Linked DNA regions of Homo sapiens: region 1 is linked to region 2. Evidence: chromatin contacts called from ENCODE Hi-C or POLR2A ChIA-PET data. All regions are on one chromosome and are shown on one strand. The core of a region is the stretch at or near the end of the contact, and the rest is flanking DNA. Distances in the headings are between cores, read along the strand shown. Region 1 holds the start of DONSON (DNA replication fork stabilization factor DONSON). Region 2 holds the start of IFNGR2 (interferon gamma receptor 2).

Evidence for each region. A loop is a pair of places that touch in the nucleus more often than their neighbours do. ChIA-PET counts read pairs that join two places held with the same protein, here RNA polymerase II (POLR2A). Pooled maps may share reads with other maps.
Region 1: a loop to region 2 is called in a pooled map, with 4 times the contacts of the local background. The contact joins the promoter of DONSON here to the promoter of IFNGR2 in region 2. A Hi-C loop is called at or near these places in 6 of 50 pooled maps. POLR2A ChIA-PET finds 5 or more read pairs at or near these places in 3 of 52 experiments (CD4-positive, alpha-beta T cell, CD8-positive, alpha-beta T cell and activated CD4-positive, alpha-beta T cell).

Annotation. Positions count from the first base shown.
Region 1 is chr21:33,587,420-33,590,119 of GRCh38, reverse strand. It overlaps DONSON (DNA replication fork stabilization factor DONSON), which reads left to right and starts at 1,436. Exons shown (of 10, transcript NM_017613.4): 1 at 1,436-1,799; 2 at 2,518-2,598. The coding sequence starts at 1,479. It overlaps CRYZL1 (crystallin zeta like 1), which reads left to right. Exons shown (of 13, transcript NM_145858.3): 13 at 199-779. The coding sequence ends at 298. RefSeq lists an enhancer at 1,248-1,747 and a silencer at 1,206-1,895.
Region 2 is chr21:33,401,759-33,404,662 of GRCh38, reverse strand. IFNGR2 (interferon gamma receptor 2) reads right to left here and starts at 1,250. Exons shown (of 7, transcript NM_005534.4): 1 at 1,047-1,250. The coding sequence starts at 1,119. RefSeq lists cis regulatory regions at 151-651, 1-680, 1,248, 1,525, 1,535 and 2 more, silencers at 682-731, 872-921, 942-1,021, 1,032-1,571 and promoters at 1,126-1,530, 1,125-2,292, 1,664-2,302, 1,146-2,302.

The sequences.
Region 1 (2,700 bases), core at 187-2,686, 190 kb before region 2:
CTTGAACCCGGGAGCCGGAGGTTGCAGTGAGCTGAGATCGTGCCACTGCACTCCAGCCTGGATGAGAGAGCCAGACTCTGTCTCAAAAAATTAATTAATACACTAATAGATTTGAGCACTAGCATTTGTCATATACCACCCTGTTTGTTCTACTTATCTTTAACTAGACCTGACATTTCTAATTTCATTCCTTCTCAGACCTCAGTTGGATGAACCCATTCCACTGTATGAGGCAAAAGTTTCCATGGAAGCTGTTCAGAAAAATCAAGGAAGAAAAAAGCAAGTTGTTCAATTTTAATTTTCTTCTTTCTCAGACCTCAGTCGGATGAACATATTCCAGTATTTGAAGCCAGAATTTTCTTTGGAAATTGTTGAGAAAAACCAAGGAAGATAAAACAAGTTGCATTTTTAAGCACGTTTCTCTGCTAAGACAAGATGCTCAGTTGACACATTTGAAAAGTGTTTGAAAAATTCTTGTGCAAATGATCAAGATAATTCTATAATTAACATCTTAAGGGAATTTTTCTAAAAACCTTTTCATTGTTTCTATATATTTTGCCCCTGCTATAAAATTCCTTCCATGAAGAAAACTGCTGCTTTCAGCAAAAGTCACACTACTCTTGATAAAAGCTGTTGCAGGCCTTTGCTAAGCTATCAAAGTAACGTATTAATTTTGTATCAACTCCGTTCTCAACACCTTCCTTAAGTCTTTGCTGTCATAATTTAAGCATTTGAGTATATTTTGAAGTCTTAAAAGACTTAGCCCATAGGCACTTAAATTTTGTGTTTTCAACTATTCATTCACTCCGGCTTTCCCCAGGATCAAAGAAGATCCCATTAACTTGCCAGTGGCAGCTGCCTGGAAGTCTGAGATGACCAGGCACTGGGAACGGGGAAGGGAGGGATGTCGGTAGGCTGCGCTGGCATAGGAAGCGTGCTGACGTCTTATCTGAGTTCTCTGGGGGTTGAGGAAGGTGGCCTAGTCCCCTCTCCTCGCCTCTTGAGAGCAGTAGCCACTGCCCTCTCTTAAGTTTATGGAAGCAGCAGCCCATCGCCGCAGCTCAAGTTTGTTTCCTTTTCATCCAGGCGCCAAACCCCGGGCTGATCACATCCCTGCTGCGGGCTTAAATAGAGTTAAGCTATTTCGGTGCCCCACAGGGTAGTGCACATCAGCGCCCTGGATCGCATACTTTCCAGAAGCGTCGCTGAACCTGGCGACTGGACTCTGGCCGAGGACCTGGCAGAAGCGCCAGGGCAGGGTCACCGCTGGGACAGTGGGCGTTGACGGCCACCCGGGATCGCCGCTGCGGGCTGCGTCTCGCGGGCTGCCCACTGCGCATGCTCCGCTCGGAACCGGCGGGGGCGGAGGCGGGGCCGCGTCGGGGGCGGGAGCTCGGCGAGGCGCCACGTCAGGGGCGGGCCCGGCGCGCGCGGGAAGTCTCTGTAGGGCGGCCGGCTACCCTCAGCCGCCGCGCGTCATGGCCCTTTCGGTGCCCGGCTACTCACCGGGCTTCCGAAAGCCGCCCGAGGTAGTGCGGCTCCGACGGAAAAGGGCCCGGAGCCGTGGAGCTGCCGCCTCCCCGCCCCGTGAGCTGACGGAGCCGGCGGCCCGCCGAGCCGCCCTGGTGGCGGGGCTGCCTCTTCGCCCTTTCCCTGCTGCGGGGGGCAGAGGCGGTGGCAGCGGCGGCGGCCCGGCCGCTGCTCGGAGGAACCCCTTCGCCCGCCTGGACAACCGACCGCGGGTCGCCGCGGAGCCCCCCGACGGGCCGGCCCGCGAGCAGCCGGAGGCCCCGGTCCCGGTGAGTGTCTTGTAGCCTGGCCGCCAAGGGGCTCTTGTCTTTCGTGGGTTGAGCCAGCTGTGAATGGGGGATGGAAAGTCCTCGCGTTCGAGGCAAGGAAATGGGCGCGAAGACTTCGGCCGCCCGTGGCCTTAGGGTACCCCGCCCTGGGAGCCGCGATTCTGGCAAGGCCGGGTTTGTGGGAAGAGCGCTCCCCTGGCTACCCCGCTGCGGGCTGTGCTCACGGGACGCGTTCCCGAGGAAAGTGAGGGGGCCCCAGAGGGCAGCGAGGAGCCCCTTGGAGAGGACTTAGAGGTGACTTGGAAAAGAGCTCGAAAAACCCTGAGAGCCCCCATCTTGCAAGGACGCTGTTCGATGGGGCAGGTGACAAGCCCTGCTTCCCCCGTGATTTAGGGCCTCCCTTCTCTCACGCACTCCAAATTATTCTGGAGATGGGGGAATGTCGAGGATTCGTGGGGTCAGAATTCACTAGCATCTGTCTTACCCAAAGCCTTTTGGATCTTTCGGTTTGAAACGCCGGTCCCTGTTCCCCTCAATTTTGATACTAAAGTTCAGACACAAAACTGAAGTGTTGAAACTCATAGATTGGATGGGGTGCCTCTGAATTTAGGTGTACTTGCGTTTATTGAGAAACATGTATGCCAGGTGAGGCTCTGTACATATTTAACGCAAACTTCAGCATCCTTTAAATTTTAAAGGAGAATATATTTAACCTCAGTTTTTAGATTCTAATCAAGAAAATGATTTGCTATGGGAAGAGAAGTTTCCTGAAAGAACAACTGTTACTGAATTACCTCAGGTAATACTTTTTAAATATCATTAGAATGTGTATTTGTATAAACTTTTTTTTCATAGGATTTGAGCCTATTTTTAAAAATACATTTATACTTCTCAGAAGCAT
Region 2 (2,904 bases), core at 1-2,500:
GAGCTCAGGAGTACAAGAACAGCCTGGGCAACACAGTGAGACCTCCTCTCTACAAAAAATACAAAAATTGGCCAGGCGTGGCCAATAATACCACCTTCTTGGGAGGCTGACGTGGGAGGATCGCTTGAGCACGGGAGGCGGAGGCTGCAGTAGCTGAGATGCTGCCCACTGCACTCCAGCCTGGGCGACAGAGCGACACCCTGTCTCAAACAACAATAAAATAAATAAATGCCTGGCTCAGTTGACACTCTTCCTCTTCCGCCCCAACACTGATGGGACCCGGACAGTTCTGAGCCCTGCCTGAATGCTGCTGCCCCATCTCTATGACCGCGGGAACTGTCTAGATTTCACACCCAGTGTCAAACATGCCCTCGGCCAAAGTCGGAATTGAGTCTGGGTCACCCGTCCAAGACGCTGGTCCCTGCTCCACCGCTGCTACTACAAAGGGACTGAGTCTAGCTTCCAGCCAGGCCTTCGGGAGGCACTCCAGGCGGGGACTAAGCGCAGTCTCGCCAGGCTGCAGAACCAGTGGCCAGCAAAGGCGGCCCCCGCCGGAGCCCTGGATTCAATTTGCTGTTGTTCATTCCGAGAAATTCGGAGACTGGGGCCACGCTGGCTTTCCCGGCGCGGGCGCGCGGGTGGGGGAGGTGGCGCAGCCGAGGTTACCGGCTTCACGGAGGGGCACCGAGTGTCCTCTCCCGGAGAGGGGTGTCCCGGCGGCCAGGACGCCAGGAGGGGTGCCCCCCGTCTTCCTGCTGCTGCCCAGCTCCTGTCTGGAACTCCTGGCCGCCCATCCCAGCCCCGCTGCGGGCTCCCAGCGGGCCCCTCTAGCCCTGGGCACCCCGCAAGACCCCCACCTGGGGCACCCGCAGGTTCCCACCTGATCTGAGCACTCCGCATATCCCACCCACCAGGAGCACCCCGCAGATTCCCACCCACTCTGAGCACCCGGCAGATTCCCCCCACCCCACGATCCGGGAGTCCCCCAGCCCCCACATGCTGCGGCTGCGCCCGCGTCCCGCCGCGGAGGCCCAGGCCCGGCTCACCTGGCGGGGCCGCGGCGGCGGCGGCGAAGACTCCGAGCAGCAGCAGCAGCGACCACAGCAGCGTCGGTCGCATGGCCCCGGGCGCTCGGCGGCGGCTCAGGTCGCGGCCGGGGCCCCGCTCGGGGTCCGCGGAGCCGCTCACGTCGCCGCCCAAACCGCCATGGCGAGCGCAGGGCGCGCAGGGCCCGCCTCTTCCCGAGCAGCAGCGGGGCGTCCCGGTGGAGGGGATTCGGCTCGGCCGCCCGCGCCCCCGCCCCCGCCCCGTCCCGCCCCCGAGGCCACCGCCCCCGCGCGGGACTTTCCCGCTCCGGGAACCGCGGCCCTGGGGGGCCTCTGCGGCTGCAGCGCGGGGACCCCACGCAGCCGGCCTCCCAGAGCGCGGAGCCTCCCGGAACGTCCTGGAGACTGGAGCCCCGCGGGACGCCCACCTTCGGGGGCCGCGATCCTTCCGGAAGGGCCCCGCGAGACCCCGGCCCAGACCCCCGGGCTTTCCCTGGAGCCCCCACCCCTCCTGACCCCCCCCAACTCTCCTCTCGGGTGCTTGATCGCACAATTCGAGGATTCGCCCCTTTAGTCGAAATGTTTGCTTTAATAGCCCCCAAAGTACATATTAAGCTTTCAACTCTCCCCCGCCCCCCTCCCCTTTTTTTTGAGACGGAGTCACCAGGCTGGAGTGCAGTGGGGCGATCTCGGCTCACTGCAACCTCCGCCTCCAGTCAACCCCATTTTGAAAAGGGTTTTAAGGGGAAGGAGTTAGAAAGGGCCCAGTGAAGGAGGAGGTGGGGCTCTGGGGGTGGGGGGAATGGCCTCCGAGCAGGGGGAGGGAGAGACAGAAACTTCCAGCATTTCTAAATGGCGTGGGGTTTGCCCTGGAGCCGGCGGCGGTGCACGAGTAGGAAGTCCTTTAGCAGCTGGGCAGCCGCAGGCCCGCTCCCCAGCCCGAGCCTGCACCATGTCGTTTGACGCCTGTTGGGAGAGGGTTTTAAATCTGCCCTGTTCTTCCAAGATGCGTCATAAAGCTAGCGCAGCAAAGGAGGGACGCGGTGCAGGGAGACCAAGAATTTAAAAACAGGTCGTCCCGGGAGCCCACTGGACACGTTAGCAAAAATGGGTTTTGCAACATAGAGCTTTTCTTTTGCTCTTCCCACATTCTTGCATTTCCTCTTTGTAGAACTATTTTGAAATTGGCCACGCTCGTGAAAATACGTGATGAAATACCTCGCAGACAATTGAATTATGCATTGGATATTTCTAGATACAGAGATGTATTTATATGTTACACGAAAAAAGCGGGCGATAACTTGGAATCACTTCAAAAAGTATGCACTGATGCCAGGCGCGGTGGCTCACGCCTGTAATCTCAGCACTTTAGGAGGCCGAGGTGGGCGGATCACATGAGGCCAGGAGTTGGAGACCAGCCTGGCCAATATGGCTGAAACCCGTCTCTACTAAAAATACAAAAATTAGTCAGGCGTGGTGGCCGGCGCCTGTAATCCCAGCTACTTGGAGGGCTAAGACAGGAGAATCACTTGAACCCGGGAGGCGGAGGTTGTAGTGAGCGGAGATTGCGCCACTGCACCCCGGCCTGGGTGACAGACCGAGACTCCGTCTCAAAAAAAAAAAAAAAAAAAAAAAAAAAAAAAAAAAAAAAAGGCACTGAAAATGACAGGATTGCAAGAAGGATTCTGTTTTCAAACAAATAAATAAAATTACAAGAAAACGACTGGGTGAAAGATGCCAACATTCTAACAAGAAATCGGTTACAGGATCACACAAGTGTCATCCGCCTCAGGGGATGTAACCGAATGCTGGTTCAGTCGCTGGCTGCTTGCAGAGTCTAACAAGAGCAAGATGTGGT